2 separate regions of the Homo sapiens genome follow, and region 2 is linked to region 1. The links are chromatin contacts, found by Hi-C or POLR2A ChIA-PET in ENCODE. All regions are on one chromosome and are shown on one strand. Each heading gives the region's core, a stretch centred on a gene start or an enhancer-like site at or near the end of the contact. The rest is flanking DNA. Distances are from core to core; before and after follow the strand shown.

Region 1 (7,148 bases), core at 758-3,257:
CAGCGAATTTTTTTGTATTTTTAGTAGAGATCGGGTTTCACCATATTGTCCAGGCTGGTCTTGAACTCCTGACCTTGTGATCCGCCTGCCTCAGCCTCCCAAAGTGCTGGGATTACAGGTATGAGCCACCGCGCCCGGCTGGCTTCTGCATCTTCAATGGGCTAGTCTACTGGAGTATACTTCTTCCATCACTTCTAGACAGTTGTGGAATAAATGCCCATCCTTAGATGGAAAGAGGGTGGTAGGGTTCTAATTATTACACACCTTTAAAATTATATGGGAGTTATCAATAAGCATTACCTGTAACTAGAGGGTCCTGCCCGGGGATTGCCATTCTGCCTCCCTTTCTTTTATGAGAGTTTGGGTATGGTGAGGAGTCCAGATGGTTAAGGGCTGTCCAAAGGTTAGCTTCTCTGTCTCCTTCAGGAGGAGGGCTGTAGCTGCCACTGACCAGAGGCAAGATGGCTTGCCTTTAGCAACCAGGTCCAGTTGCTTAGAAAAGTAGACTCGAGGCAGAGAGGCTAGTGTTTAATACCCCTAGGGATATTCCTTCTCTTCTCATGGATATAAGGATGGAAGGGTTTGCTTACAGCTGATAGGGCTGATGCTGGGGCTCTCATAAGCTGGGTCTTAACCACTTGGACTGCTTGGTTGCATTCTACCATCCATTTAAAAGGGCCCATGTCCTTTCCTTTTGATTGTTTATATGAGGGGTGGGCAATGAGGCCAAAATTAGGAATCCAGAGGTGGCAGAACCAGGCCATTCCCAGGAACTCTCAGAGTTGCTTCTGGGTCCCTGGTGCTTATAGTTGGCATATTACCTCCCATCTGTCTTGGAACAAACGTTGTTCTCCTTCTAGGAGGGACCCCAAATAGGTAACCTGCTGCTGATAAATCTGTGCTTTTCCCTGGGAGACCTTATAACTTCCCTTTCTGCTAAGAAGTTGAAGACTAGCATGGTATTCTGATCTGAAATTTGTTTGGAGGGGCTGGAAATAAGACCCCCTCAGGATCTCTTTCTAGTCATTTAGAATGAGCCTTCCAGTTATAAGGATCTGAAATTGTGAAGGGCACATGTACAGTAACCATCCCTCCTTCCCTATTGGAGACCTGCTGGAGGGGAGAGGTAAGATGACTTACCCTGGGTACTGTCCCGGCTGACTCCCTGAGAGGAGTCCAAGGATGATTGGTGGAAAGAGGGTGTGTTGCCTGCAGGTAGGGGCTATTGTCCCCATTTGACAGATGAGAAGGCTGCTTAAAACCCTCCCTAACCACTTCCCTGTCCCCTGCCCCTCTTTATCCTACTTCCATGCCTATGCTTAATTTTTCTCCATAACATTTAAGTCATCATCTGACATTACGTGTTACTTATTTTCTCTCTGTACCATTAGCAAGCCGACTCCTTGAGAACGCACTTCTGTTAAGTTTTGTGTGCTGCTCTGTCCCTTTGCCTCTGTGTCTGAGCTCTGACATGCTCAGACAGCATGCTTTTTGGTGACATGCTATTCAGAGATCTGAGAATTAACATAGAAATGGATTTAAAGAGACCATGAAATGTAGCTCACACATGGTGGCTCATGCCTGTAGTCCCAGCTACTATAGAGGCTGAGGTGGGAGGAACCACTTGAGCCCGGGAGGTTGGAGCTGCAGTGAGCTGTGATTGTGTCACCGCATTCCAGCCTGGGCAACAGAGCCTTGGTTTTTGAGACTCTGTCTCAAAAAACAAGGCCGGGCTTGGTGGCTCATGCCTGTAATCCCAGCACTTTGAGGGACCGAGGTGGCTGGATCACTTGAGGCCAGGAGTTCAAGACCAACTTGGCCAACATGGTGAAACCCTGTCTTTACTAAAAATATAAAAAATTAGCCAGGCATGGTGACGCATGCTTGCAATCCCAGCTACTTAGGAGGCTGAGGCACGAGAATCGCTTGAACTGGGGAGGCAGAGGTTACAGTGAGCCAAGACAGCACCATTGCACTTCAGCCTGGGTGACAGGAGTGAAACTCTGTGTCAAAACCAAACCAAAACAAAACAAAAAACCACTAAACTAAAACGTAGTAAATGTTCATTAGTCTGTACACTTGCCCCAATGTTTCTCTTTATTTTGTCATATATAAAGTATGTTTTGTTAAAAATAACATTTCAGGTTGAAAATAATACGTGGACAGCAATTACTGCTTACCGCTTAATTGGGTTGTTACTGTGAGGGAAACATGAGCCAGTATCTGTGACACACTGTAAAATGTAAAGTACTCTACAACTGTCGCTAACTGCTGTCCAGAGAACTGTTTTTCCCCTTCAGTAACTTGCTTTCCCTCCTCCCCTGCTCCTTTCACCTCTCATTCCTCCTTCTTTCCCTCGTACTCCACTCTTCTCCTCCTTCCCGTTCCTCCCTCTCTCCTCTCCCTCCTCCCACTCCTCACCTTTTCTCTGCTCTCTCTTTCCTCCCACAAGTCCTCCTCGTCTCCTCCTCGTTCCCTCACTCTATCATCTCTTCCTCTCCCTCCCTCCTTCTCTCTCTTCCTCTCCATCCCTCCTTCTCTCTCTTCCTCTCCATCCCTCCCTGCCCGTCCCCTTTCCTCCCGCCCCAGCTTTTTCCCTCCTCCCGCCTCTTCGAACTCGTCTCAGGTGTCTCTCTCTTTCTCTAGGCTTCGCCGCCCCCTCATGGCGGATATGCATCACTGCCTGTGCCGTGGGCCTGAGAAAGTCTCACCCTCTCAACCCCTGTCAATGGAGCGGCCTATAGATGGCAAGCTGAGGGCTGTGCACAGCAGGGAACCTCAAAAGCTGAAATGCACGTTTTGCTCCTAGAGGCGTTGCCAGGCGTGGTGGCTCACGCCTGTAATCCCAACACTTTGGGAGGCCGAGGCGGGCTGATCGCGAGCTCAGGAGTTCGAGATCAGCCTGACCAATAAAAACACAAAAATTAGCCGGGCATGATGGTGCGCGCCTGTACGTTTATATGAATGCAAACTGAGCTTTATTTCCATCCTCTGCCCCTTCCCGCTTAATGGCATATCCTTCATCTTAGTCAAACCAGGCTACTCCTGAGTCAATAATGGTCTTCGTCCTAGTCAATTCAGGGCTTTATTAATTAATTTTGGGCCTCTCCTTTTCCTCAGATGGTATCTCAGTTTGGACATGAAGAGAAGACCGCTCCTGTGTCCACGCATGGAGAAGAACCGCTGGCCCTCCCTGGTCGTCTGTCCACTAGGGCATCTGCCTCTGCGTTCTTGTGCCCTGGTTTCTGAGTGCAGAACCACTAAAATCCTGGCTTCTTTCCTCAGCATCCTGGCGAGGTATCCTCAGCCTCTGAACCCGTCAGCCACATTCACACCCAGAGGAACCAGGAAGCATCCACAGCTTCCCCTACACCCTACAGCTCTGCCTCAGGTCCTCCCAAAGCTATATCCAAATAAGGTTACATTCTGAGGTACTAGGATTAGGATTTCAACATATGAATTTTGGGGGACACAAAACTGAATCCATAAAAAGGTGGTTGGGGTCCTTTTAGAAAACATGTTCCAAAAGTCCACGTATCTACGAATTTTTAAAAACTAGAAGATGATTTTGAATTGAGCCTGCTATTAAGAGAGATTTCATTTAAAGACTGAAAATAAACATCTTCTACAAGAATGATATATTTTTTGCATTCCTAAACAGTGATCAGCATATGGTAGTTGCTGAAATATGCCATTGTTTCTATAGGAAATGTAGACATTTTAGTTACTTGGGGATGGAAATGGGGAAGTCATTTTCTTTGGAAGAGTAACTAAGAAGGAACCCAAAATAAGGGTATTGTCAAGGATAGTTCAGCAGACGGAGAAGGTCTTAGTTTCTTTCTTAAAGCATCCCTCTTCACTCTCTGAGAAACTTGTCTTCCTATCTTCACCCATGGAGAAAGAAACTAAGTCAGTCCTATGTTTCTTGCTGAGTTCACCAGATCTCAGAAATTCTGTTTCAGTTATCTGTTAAGAAAGACCTCTATAGATTTAACTTGGCTGTGATACCCTCTTCTCTGGAAAGTCTCATCTCTGAGCTCTTTAGTTGAATATTGTGACTACCACACATGAGAGAAGGGAGAGGTGTGAAAACCAAAGTTAGTGAGGGGTGGTAGGTGTGGGAGAACAGGGTTGGGCTTAGAAGGCCTAAATTCTGGCATGAACTGATTCCACACCCTGGAGTGTCAGATTGATTTATTGGCTTAAACAATAAAGAAGAGTTTTCTCAATTAACAAGAAGTTCTCAGGTAGGACATGGAGAGGCTCTAGTAAGGTGGCATGCCACAGTCATTCTCTCTCCTCCTAGTGATCTTTTCTGTACTGTAGAGGCAGGAAAACAAAACACTACATCTCTCAGGTTCTCAGGCAGTCATGATTTGGAAAAAAAAATGTAGCTTAAACAAACTATATCTAGCAAATTAGATGTAGTCACATGGAATTTGGAGGCTAGAAATGAGGCTACATTTCTGCAGTTTTAACTGTTGTTTGGTTCTCCTGTATAGTGTTGTTAGCAGAGTCTCCAGTGACCCATAATGGATTTTTAAGACTTGAGAGGCAGGCCATAAGTCATCTGTTTTACTGGTGTTGATGCAGGTGCTGCATGGTTCTGGAGCTGGCAGCAGGCAGGAGCTTTCTGATGGTGGTGGTTTTCTTGGTTGTGGCAGTGATGCTGTAGTGCTGTGGTAGTGACACTGTAGTGATTTTAGAAGAGTCAGCAGATCCCTCGGTGGTTCAATTCTGCAGTGTGGCACTGGAAGTCAATCTGAATGCTCAACATAGAAATGTTACAACATTTCTTGTAAAAAATGTTTTCCTGTTTAAACAATCTAAAGTGTGTTTGAGTGTTTGCATTTTAATCCTGACCAACACAGAGGACAATTCCAATATATCCTCATTAAGGACCCAGGTTTTTTCCATCTTTACATTTTGCAAGGTTAATGCAATGCATCAGCTTAGCTCCCTTCATGCTCACAAGATGGCTACGATTGTCCCTAGGATCATATCCAGGCAGAGTAACATCGAACAGAGGAATTTGTTTTAATTGGTTTGTTAACTGTAGTATCCCCTGGGTCTAGAAAAGTGCTTCACACACATTAGGCCAACAATAAATATTTGTTGAATGAATAAATGAATGGATGGATGGATCACTCATCTAGAACCACAAAAGAGCCTGTTTACTTTCCTGCTGATTAAGAACATGGTGGCCTACCCTCCCTGCAAAATGGAAAGAATGTTTTTTCTAAAGTAACATACACATACACATACACAAGAGTTGAGCTTTCATATCCTAACACTTGGTTTCTAACAATGCAACTCAAACTTAATTAAGGAAAACAAAAAAGGAATGTATCATACTATTATAAGGATACAATGGGGACTGTGGAGCCCAAGCACAGAGCTCCAGCTGGGCCTCCAGTCACAGCTGGGAACCTGAGCAGAGGGAGTGAAGCTGACAAGCAGAGGAGTCAGCTGGAACTAGGGGCCACCCCAAGTTCAAGTCTCCCACAGGCTGTGGCCTTGGGCAACAGTATGTGTTGGAAGTTTCTGAATCTTTCTGCTTACCGATACCTGTGCTAACCCCATAAGAAAGAAATTCTGGAGATGCGTCTGATGCTGAGGGGAACAGCTGCCTCTGTCTGCAAGAAAACACCTTTCTGTGGTGCAGGGGCCTGAACTCTTTTTTTCTGTATATTTTCTGCTACATTTTTGGCTTTGCAGGTCCTCCTGTGTCTTTCATAACTGCTCTTGTAGTGCAGCCATAGATGAATGGACATGGCTGTGTCCCGATAAAACCTTATTTATGGACAATGAAATTGGAATTTCATATAATGTTGATGTGGCACAGATGATTATTCTGCTTTTAATTTATATTCAGCAATCTAAAAATGTAAAAACAGCTGTAGGCAATACAAAAACAGGTAGCAGGCCACATTTGGCCTGCAGGCATGTTTCCTGACCCTTGATCTACCCTAAGGACTGTTGGACATTTGAGATGTTTCCTGTGGCCTGGTTTTTCAAATCTACAAAAAAAAGTTTTTAAACGTTTTTTGCTCAAAGCAAGGAAATCTAGTGAAAGAATTGACCTTTAACTTATCATGGCCTGGCTTTTTTGTTAAAGTGCTTTATATTGAATACAAACCAACAAAAATCCTATTATCAAACCATCAAACTGTCCTACTATCAAAATGCCACTCTTTCATAAGTGAATTACTACTGTTTTTGTATCTGGGATATGGAATGTTTTATATACTTGATAATTATGTCTTAGAAAAGAAAACATTTTGGTTGGGCATGGTGGCTCACACCTGTAATCCCAGCACTTTGGGAGGCTGAGGTGGGTGGATCACTAGGTCAGGAGTTTAAGACCAGCCTGGCCAACATGGTGAAACCCCATCTTTACTAAAAATACAAAAATTATCTGGGCGAGGTGGTGTGCGCCTGTAATCCCAGCTACTCAGTAGGCTGAGGCAGGAGAATTGCTTGAACCCAGGAGGCGGAGGCTGCAGTGAGCAGAGATTGTGCCACTGCACTCCAGCCTGGGCAACAAAGCAAGACTCAGTCTAAAAAAAGAAAAGAAAAGAAAACTTTTTAAAATTGAATATTTGTAATTTGTTGTTCCCTGTGATTTTTATGCTATAAAACTTAGGCACTTCTATAAATACATATTAAATATAACCCTATGTTATATTGGAGTTCTTATGATTAGAAACTGCATATTAGAAGCAATTAGTTCAAAGAGCAAACTCCAATGAGAAGACTCATTTATACATTCATTAAAACATTTTTATTACTATGAATTTATTATTATTATTATTATTATTTTTGAGACTGAGTCTCCCTCTGTTGCACAGGCTGCAGAGCAATGGCATGATCTTGGCTCACTGCAGCCTCCACCTCCTGGGTTCAAGTGATTCTTGTGCCTCAGCCTCCAAAGTAGCTGGGACTATAGGTACGTGCCACCATGTCTGGCTAATTTTTGTATTTTTAGTAGAGATGGGGTTTTACCATGTTGGCCAGGATGGTCTTGAACTCCTGACCTCAAGTTATCCACCCACTTTGGCCTCCTGAAGTGCAGGGATTACAGGCATGCTCCCGACCTCATTAAAACGTTTTCAGTAGATTTAATACTTTGATCATAATTGGGAGGT
Region 2 (6,779 bases), core at 3,477-5,976, 41 kb before region 1:
CCTGAAGGCCCCATCACAGCACCAAGCATCTATCTGTCTGCTATAAATGCTTGCTGTGCAATTTATTCTGGCAAAGACTAATTTTCTCACTTCCAGGAGGGTGTGTCCAAATTCTCAACAGGCAGGTTGAGAATTTCACTTTCTGCTCCTGGGATGACTTCTCTGCAGACCTCAATTTCCTGAAGCTCTAAAATAATACACTAATGACAGAAACCTATCAGGTTGGCAGAAGCTTTTTTTCCTTTCTTTCTTTTTTTTTTTTTTTTGTAGAGATGGGGTTTTGCCATGTTGCCCAGGCTGGTCTCAAACTCCTGAGCTAAGGCAATTCACCTGTCTTGACCTCCCAAAGTGCTGGGATTACAGGCATGGGCCACTATGCTCAGCCTTGGCTAAATCTTAAGAAACTTTTTGAACCAAAGTCACTGACACTTCTGTCTAGTTCAGGGCCTCACATCACCATGGCTATCTACCTCCATAGGAGGTGATGGTTTTTAGGAGAATAGACAGAACTAGCTGGCAAAGCCAATTCTTATTCTAATTCACAGTTGTTTACCTCCCAGAGGTTCCATCCAATAGAGAATTTTCTTACAGTCCTTTAAGAACATCAATGTATTAGAAATATCTGGATGCCCCTGGGATCCTTAAGATAACCATATTGCCTCCTCAATGTCAGAGATCATCACCAAAAATCCTAATAATTCAGGCTCATCCTAAATATATTCTATCTTTACTAGAACCTTCAATGAAAGAGAATACCCAGAGTGAGAGAGCTGCAAAAGCATGGTCCTGGGAGACCCTTCAGCCATGCGTGATCATCCAAACTTCTCCTGAATAATTCCTTTGTAAAGTCTCCCAACAAATTATGTTAAAGAAAGAAAATTAAAGCAATCACTTAAGCCTAGTGCTTTCTGCTCTGTTTAATTTTTGTCAGGAGAAAAAAGCTAGTTGTGCATTTGAAGGCTCACACAGAAATCCTGAATTAGAAAAGAAATTAAAATACCTCAGCAAATTGGAAAACAAAGTCCTACAAAACATTCCATGGGTTCAATACGGGTAAGCATGACACAATAGATTTAAGGGAAAAATCAGCCACCAACCAATCCAACAAACAGAGTACAATAAGCAAGCAAACAAAAAGTCCTACAGCAACCCAATTCAGACTAGGGAAGGCCAGGACAGGGTTGGTTTTACAGAGAAAGAGTAGTGGGTCCCTGCCACATACAACCATTCATTACTGGGCAACATTGCAGTGCTGCTGTGAACACAGTCATGACAATGGGTCAAGAAGCCCTCCATCCACGATATTCTGTTTTAATCAGATGTAAGGTTGCCTTTGTGAGTAGCAAAGATAGGGTCTCCTACCTGTTATGATTTGGGGCCCCCTGGGAAGAACCCAATTTCCTAGTCCTTGCCTCCACTGGTCTGATGGACTGAAATGTCACCACGAATTATTCTGCAACTTAAAGGCTTTTTTCAGTCCTGAAATATACCTTTTAAAGCAAAATACACTAACTGCAACACTGAGGTAATCACTTAGTGTCACTTTTAACAAACTATTAGAAATCCCAGTTTAAGTGCATTTCTATGCTGAAGCCTTGCCAATTTCTTCCCAGCTAAATTCTTAGTCTTTCTCTGTGGAGTTAGCAGGAATTATAGATAACTTTGTTTCTGTATTTAGTTGTGCTTTAATAAAAATCATCTATTTATATAAAAGTCACTCTCTCTGCAATCAGTATTTCAGGAAAGAAGAAAATGTCAAGATTAATATTTATCGAAAAATAAGATTTCATGTCATAGTTCTCTGGGCAGTTCTTATTGATTCTGATTGCCCCGGGACAATTTTTGACAGTGTCTCCTTTCACTCTCAGACGTGCACAGTTCAGTGCCAAGGCAGGCATAAGACTTTCTTTTCCGGGATTAACTATTTTCCCCTGCTCATGGCCTCAGCTGAGGAATGCGTGTGCTTCTGAAGAAGTGAAGCCCAGGCTGGGCGTGGTGGCGCACGCCTGTAATCCTAGCACTTTGGGAGACTGAGGCAGGTGGATCACAAGGTCAGGAGTTTGAGACCAGCCTGCCAACATGGTGAAACCCCGTCTCTACTAAAAAAATGCAAAAATTAGCCGGGCATGGTGGTGTATGCCTGTAATCTCAGCTACTCAGGAGGCTGAGGCAGGAGAATAGCTTGAACCCAGGAGGCAGAGGTTGCAGTGAGCCAAGATCGCACCACTGCACTCCAGCCTGGGCAACATAGCAAGACTCTGTCTTGAAAAAAAAAAAAAAAGAAGTGAAACCTATAGCTTAGCAGGGCAAACCCACTCATGTGGCCTTTGTGCAAGAGGAAGCCACTTTCTCTGTGGAAAGGGGACGCCAGATAGAAATCCGTTGGTCTGCAATGGGCCTGAGGTTAAGGGAGAAACTTTCCCCAAAAGTCACACTGTGCAAAAGTAATAAAGCAAAATGAAGTGATGCACCTGCCACCACGAGGCGTAGGATGGCCTCATCGTAGGACCTGCCTTCTTGGAAGTAACAGCGGTAGATCCCATTCTCCTGGGCTGTGACGTTATGTATGACCAGGGCCACGCTGCCCCTGTTGATGTCTTTGCTCACAAAGGTGATTCTTCCCCGGTACTCCTCCATCTGCTCCTCTGTTCTCTCTCTCCCACCCTTATACACAAACACTGCGGGGGAGAACTGAGACCGGAACCACCGCACCTCCATGTCCTCAGCATTTTTCTCGGGTGACAGATGGCAGCGTAATGTAGTGTTTTCTCCCACCATGGCCAGGATGGGATTAGCTGGCCCCACGACAGTAAACTGGGCTGTTCAACAAGGGCAGAATCAGACAAGGATGCCAGTTATCACAACTCTAAGGCAAAACAAAAAACAAAAAACAAAAACAAACAAACAAAAAAAACTCCAGGGATGAAAGGAAGCAGATATTCCAAGGCTACAGGGGTTCTTGGGCTGAGAACCCTTCTGGGGACCAGTAGCTGTGGCTGGTCGGCAGCACCAACCCCTGGGAGCAGTAACTATTGAGGCTGCTCCTGCTTCACGAAGGAAACATTGGGGAGCCCGCCCTGGGCACCCTGTGCCCCTGAGATTTTCCTCCATTTTGCAATCTAGCACTGTGCCTGAGTGTAGTGTAAACTTGAACTGTCCATTAGGGTATCTATCCACTAGCTATTTAACAGTTCCAATAAAAATGAACTCTAAGTGTAAAACACACACAGATTATAAAGATTTAAAATTTCAAAATGTCAAATATCTCATTGGTAATAGTTCTATTAACTAAGCATTTAAATATTGATATGTGATTATTTATATGAAACAAAATACATTATTAAAATTTATTTCAAGTATGTTTTTACCTTTTAAAATAAAAAGTAGAATAGGCACAGGGTCTTGCGCCTGTAATTGCAGATATTTGGGAGGCCAAAGTGGGAGGATCCTTAACAGCTAGGAGTTTGAGACCAGCCTGGGCAAAATAGTGAGACCCTGTCTCTACAAAAAATAAAACTTAGTCGAGTGTGGTGGCCCTTGCTTGTACTCTCAGCTACTTGGGAGGCTGAGATGGGAGGATCCCTTGAGCCCAGGAGTTTCAGGTTACAGTGAGTTATGATCTCATTCTCCATCTGCTTCATTCCGGCCTGGCAACAGAGCAATATACTCTCTCTTAAATAAATAAACAAATAAATAAAAAGTTAAAAAAATCTTTTTGAAGATTTGCACTTGTATATGCACTTGACCTTTGTGCTTCACTGTGTTTCTTTTGGACAGTGCTGGTATAAATTCAGTGAACATGTTCAGAATGAAAGGATAAGTCAACAACCCCACAGTTCTTCCTTCTTTCCCTTTGCAGACTACAGGGTTGATGTTCCTTTCTGAGAGGTGACAGCAGCAAGTGACACACATCCCTACCTGAGACCAGTGCACACAGGCTGAGAAGGAGGAGGAGCAGGAGGAGGAGGAGGGAGGCTGGCAGGGAGAAGTGCAGAGCAGCAGCTGGTTCCATGAGCACCCAGGGCAGGCAGAGACCAGAGGCCTAGGGTTACAGAGGAGGAGAATCAGCCTAGGAGTCTTGGCACCTCAGTGCTGGTCGGGCCCAACCTCTCCTGTCACTCAAGTAGGTCTCATCGGTGCCCCAACTTCTGGGAGTCGCTTGCATCTCAAGGCTCAGGTATCTCCGAAAGAGGGATTCCGTAAACATTCCATAAGTAAGCCATCAATGCAGAGATCAAGGGGGCCGTTTTCCTCCTTCCTCTTCCCACTTCTCGGGCCACAGTCCGGTTTCTTCAGTTGTCCCTGGATTCTTTCACACCCTCGTCCCTCCACTTCCCCCTCCCCGAGACCCAGGTCGGGACACTCGAGGTAAAGCCAGGCGAGGCTGCGCCTCCCCACCAGTAGGCTTCCTGTCTCCCAGGTCCCCCTCTCCTCTCCAGAGCAGATCCCGCTCCCCGCACCTACCGCCCCCAGCTACCGCCCCCACCCCGGAGCTGTAGCGCCTCCTCTCCCTTTCCTACCTTCTAGAACTAACCTCTGTTTTCTTTTCCCCTCTGATCCTCACATGACGATTTTCCGATACAACTCACCCATGGGCACAGTCACCACCAGACAACAAAGCATCCCAAAGAGAAGAGAAAAGCTGTGTTCACCTCCTATTAATCGCGATGTTTGGAGTTGCGGACTCGGTATCTGGGACCTGTTCTCTGGGTGTCCAAAAAGTCCCAAGATTTCCACTGAGCAGTTTAGAGCCCAGGATTGGCCGAGTGAGGCTGAACCAACCAATGGTGTCTCGAGCCTTATTTCTCAGCTGTTACTAGGTAGAATACACACACAAAAACCCCCCAAAAATCTCAAGCAGCAAATAACCTTTTGGGATTATTAGGTATTTCTATTTCCTTTTTCTGTCTTTGGAAGCAAGACTTTTTTCCTTTATTTTCCTTTCTTCCTTCCTTTCTTCCTTCCTTCCTTGCTTCCTTCTTTCCTTTCTCATTCTCTTTTTCTTTCTTTCTTTCTTTCATATGTCTCTCTCTCACTTTATTCTTTCTTTCTTTCTCGCTTTCTTTCTTTTTTCTTCCTTCCTTCCTTCCTCTCTCTTCCTTTCTCTCTTTCTCTTCCTTCTCTTCTCCTTCCTTTCTTTCTTTCTCTTTCTTTCTTTCTTTCTTTCTTTCTTTCTTTCTTTCTTTCTTTCTTTCTTTCTTTCTTTCTTTCCTTCTCTCTCTCTCTCTTTCTTTCTTTCCTTCCGTTCTTTTACAAAGCCTTGAGATCCCCAAGGTGTCAGTGGCTTTGCTGGTGTAGACGAGGAGAGGGCTCTCTATGTAGAGTGATTTTGCTGGGGAGGAAACATGAGGAGGAAAACATAAGCCGCCGTCTTTCCAAAGCCAGAGGACTCTTGTTCATGTTGCTGGCTTTGAAGGTTGGGCCTGGTGCGCGGGAGGCCTTGGGGGAAGCAGGCATGGCTGGAGTGGGAGGGGTAGCAAAGGAAAGGTGACAGCAGTTGCAGTGGCTGTTATGAAGGTCTTGTTGTTCACTCCAAAGCTATTGGATAAGACGTGCTGAGAATACTGAGTGAGGATTAAAAACCCTTTCCCACGGGGAGGTGGTATTCTGGTGGAGGCAGAAGATGGAAGTGAGCAAAGACTTTCAGTTGACCTTGACCTTCTGCCAGTAGGTGGTGGGGTTAAGTCCAAGGACCACACACACACACCAGCACACATAACCTCCTCCCCATGAACATAATCCCTCCCCCACAGAATCCAATCTTGTCATTGTATAGATATCTTCCAGAATAATCTTCCCAAGGCCCAGTTGTCAATAATCCCCTCAAATGTCTAAATACTTAGTCTGGAACTGGTGCAGTGGCTCACACCTGTAATCCCAACACTTTGGGAGGAGGAGGCAGGCAGATCACTTGAAGTCAGGAGTTCAAGACCAGCATGGCCAACATGATGAAACCCCGTCTCTACCAAAAAAAAAAAAAAAAAAAAAATTAGCTGGGTGTGGTGGCACATGCCTGTAATCCCAGCTACTCAGGAGGCTGAGGCAGGAGAATGGCTTGAACCTGGGAGGTGGAGGTTAGGGTGAGCTGAGATCATGCCACTGCACTCCAGCCTGGGTGACAAAGTGAGACCCTGCCTCAAAATAAATAAATAAATAATAAAATATACACAAATAAATGCTTAGTCTAGAGGCCTCCAATTCCCTTCTGATTCAATTCAAAACTTTGCAGTTAATACACTAGCAATGGCTCCACAGTGGCCTTGCATCACAACGTTGCACTCCCTGTGGCCAGCGCTCCCTTTCCCATGCCATGCCTTTCACTTGAATTGCTTGCTCCATCTTTGCCCCTTGAAATCCTGCCCAGCCTTCGTGCCTACTTCCTCCAAGAACAACTCTGAATGCTCCTGCCTGAAGTGCTCTCGGCCTCTTCTAACACCCATATCTTTTGCTGTTCCCATGTCCTGTCTTCTATTATTGTTATCCAGGTATCAACTGTGTCTTTGCTGTGACTGGAGTACCTGTTCCTCAGGACAGACTTCTGCAGGATGTGATTCTTCTCTCCTTACAAGGCCCAACTCTAAGCTCTGCTCTCAGCTGTTGTTCAATGCATGAGTGACATGCTCAGGGTAAGGTCATTCCCACCACAGGATGGCCCAGTTCCTGGAATCATTCGGCACCAGAGTTCGAGAGAGAGGTGGCAGCACTATTAAGCCACTCTAGATCAGAAGATCAAGGACCAGGAAGGATGAACCAGTAGGTCCCTTCTGCAGAGAAAGCTC

What was found. A loop is a pair of places that touch in the nucleus more often than their neighbours do. ChIA-PET counts read pairs that join two places held with the same protein, here RNA polymerase II (POLR2A). Pooled maps may share reads with other maps.
Region 2: a map of naive thymus-derived CD4-positive, alpha-beta T cell shows a loop between it and region 1 (4-fold over the local background). The contact joins the promoter of BTN2A2 here to the enhancer-like site in region 1. A Hi-C loop is called at or near these places in 4 of 168 maps with a recorded cell type or tissue (CD4-positive, alpha-beta T cell, HepG2 and naive thymus-derived CD4-positive, alpha-beta T cell), 12 of 37 single-sample maps with no recorded cell type and 13 of 50 pooled maps. POLR2A ChIA-PET finds 5 or more read pairs at or near these places in 13 of 52 experiments (B cell, H1, HEK293 and 9 more).

The regions. Positions count from the first base shown.
Region 1 is chr6:26,337,315-26,344,462 of GRCh38, reverse strand. LOC124901288 (a long non-coding RNA gene) reads right to left here. Exons shown (of 2, transcript XR_007059522.1): 2 at 4,178-4,769. Among named protein-coding and RNA genes, the nearest start is that of TRW-CCA3-2, 9.4 kb to the right of the region's middle. RefSeq lists an enhancer at 1,814-1,953. Within about 2 kb of position 2,007, at least 2 of the 41 ENCODE cell types and tissues checked have a DNase peak (open chromatin) inside an H3K27ac peak, as active enhancers do; they include OCI-LY7, where a contact is called at or near this core.
Region 2 is chr6:26,381,055-26,387,833 of GRCh38, reverse strand. It overlaps BTN2A2 (butyrophilin subfamily 2 member A2), which reads right to left and starts at 4,726. Exons shown (of 8, transcript NM_006995.5): 1 at 4,653-4,726; 2 at 3,919-4,042; 3 at 2,472-2,819. The coding sequence starts at 4,012. RefSeq lists a silencer at 4,788-4,877.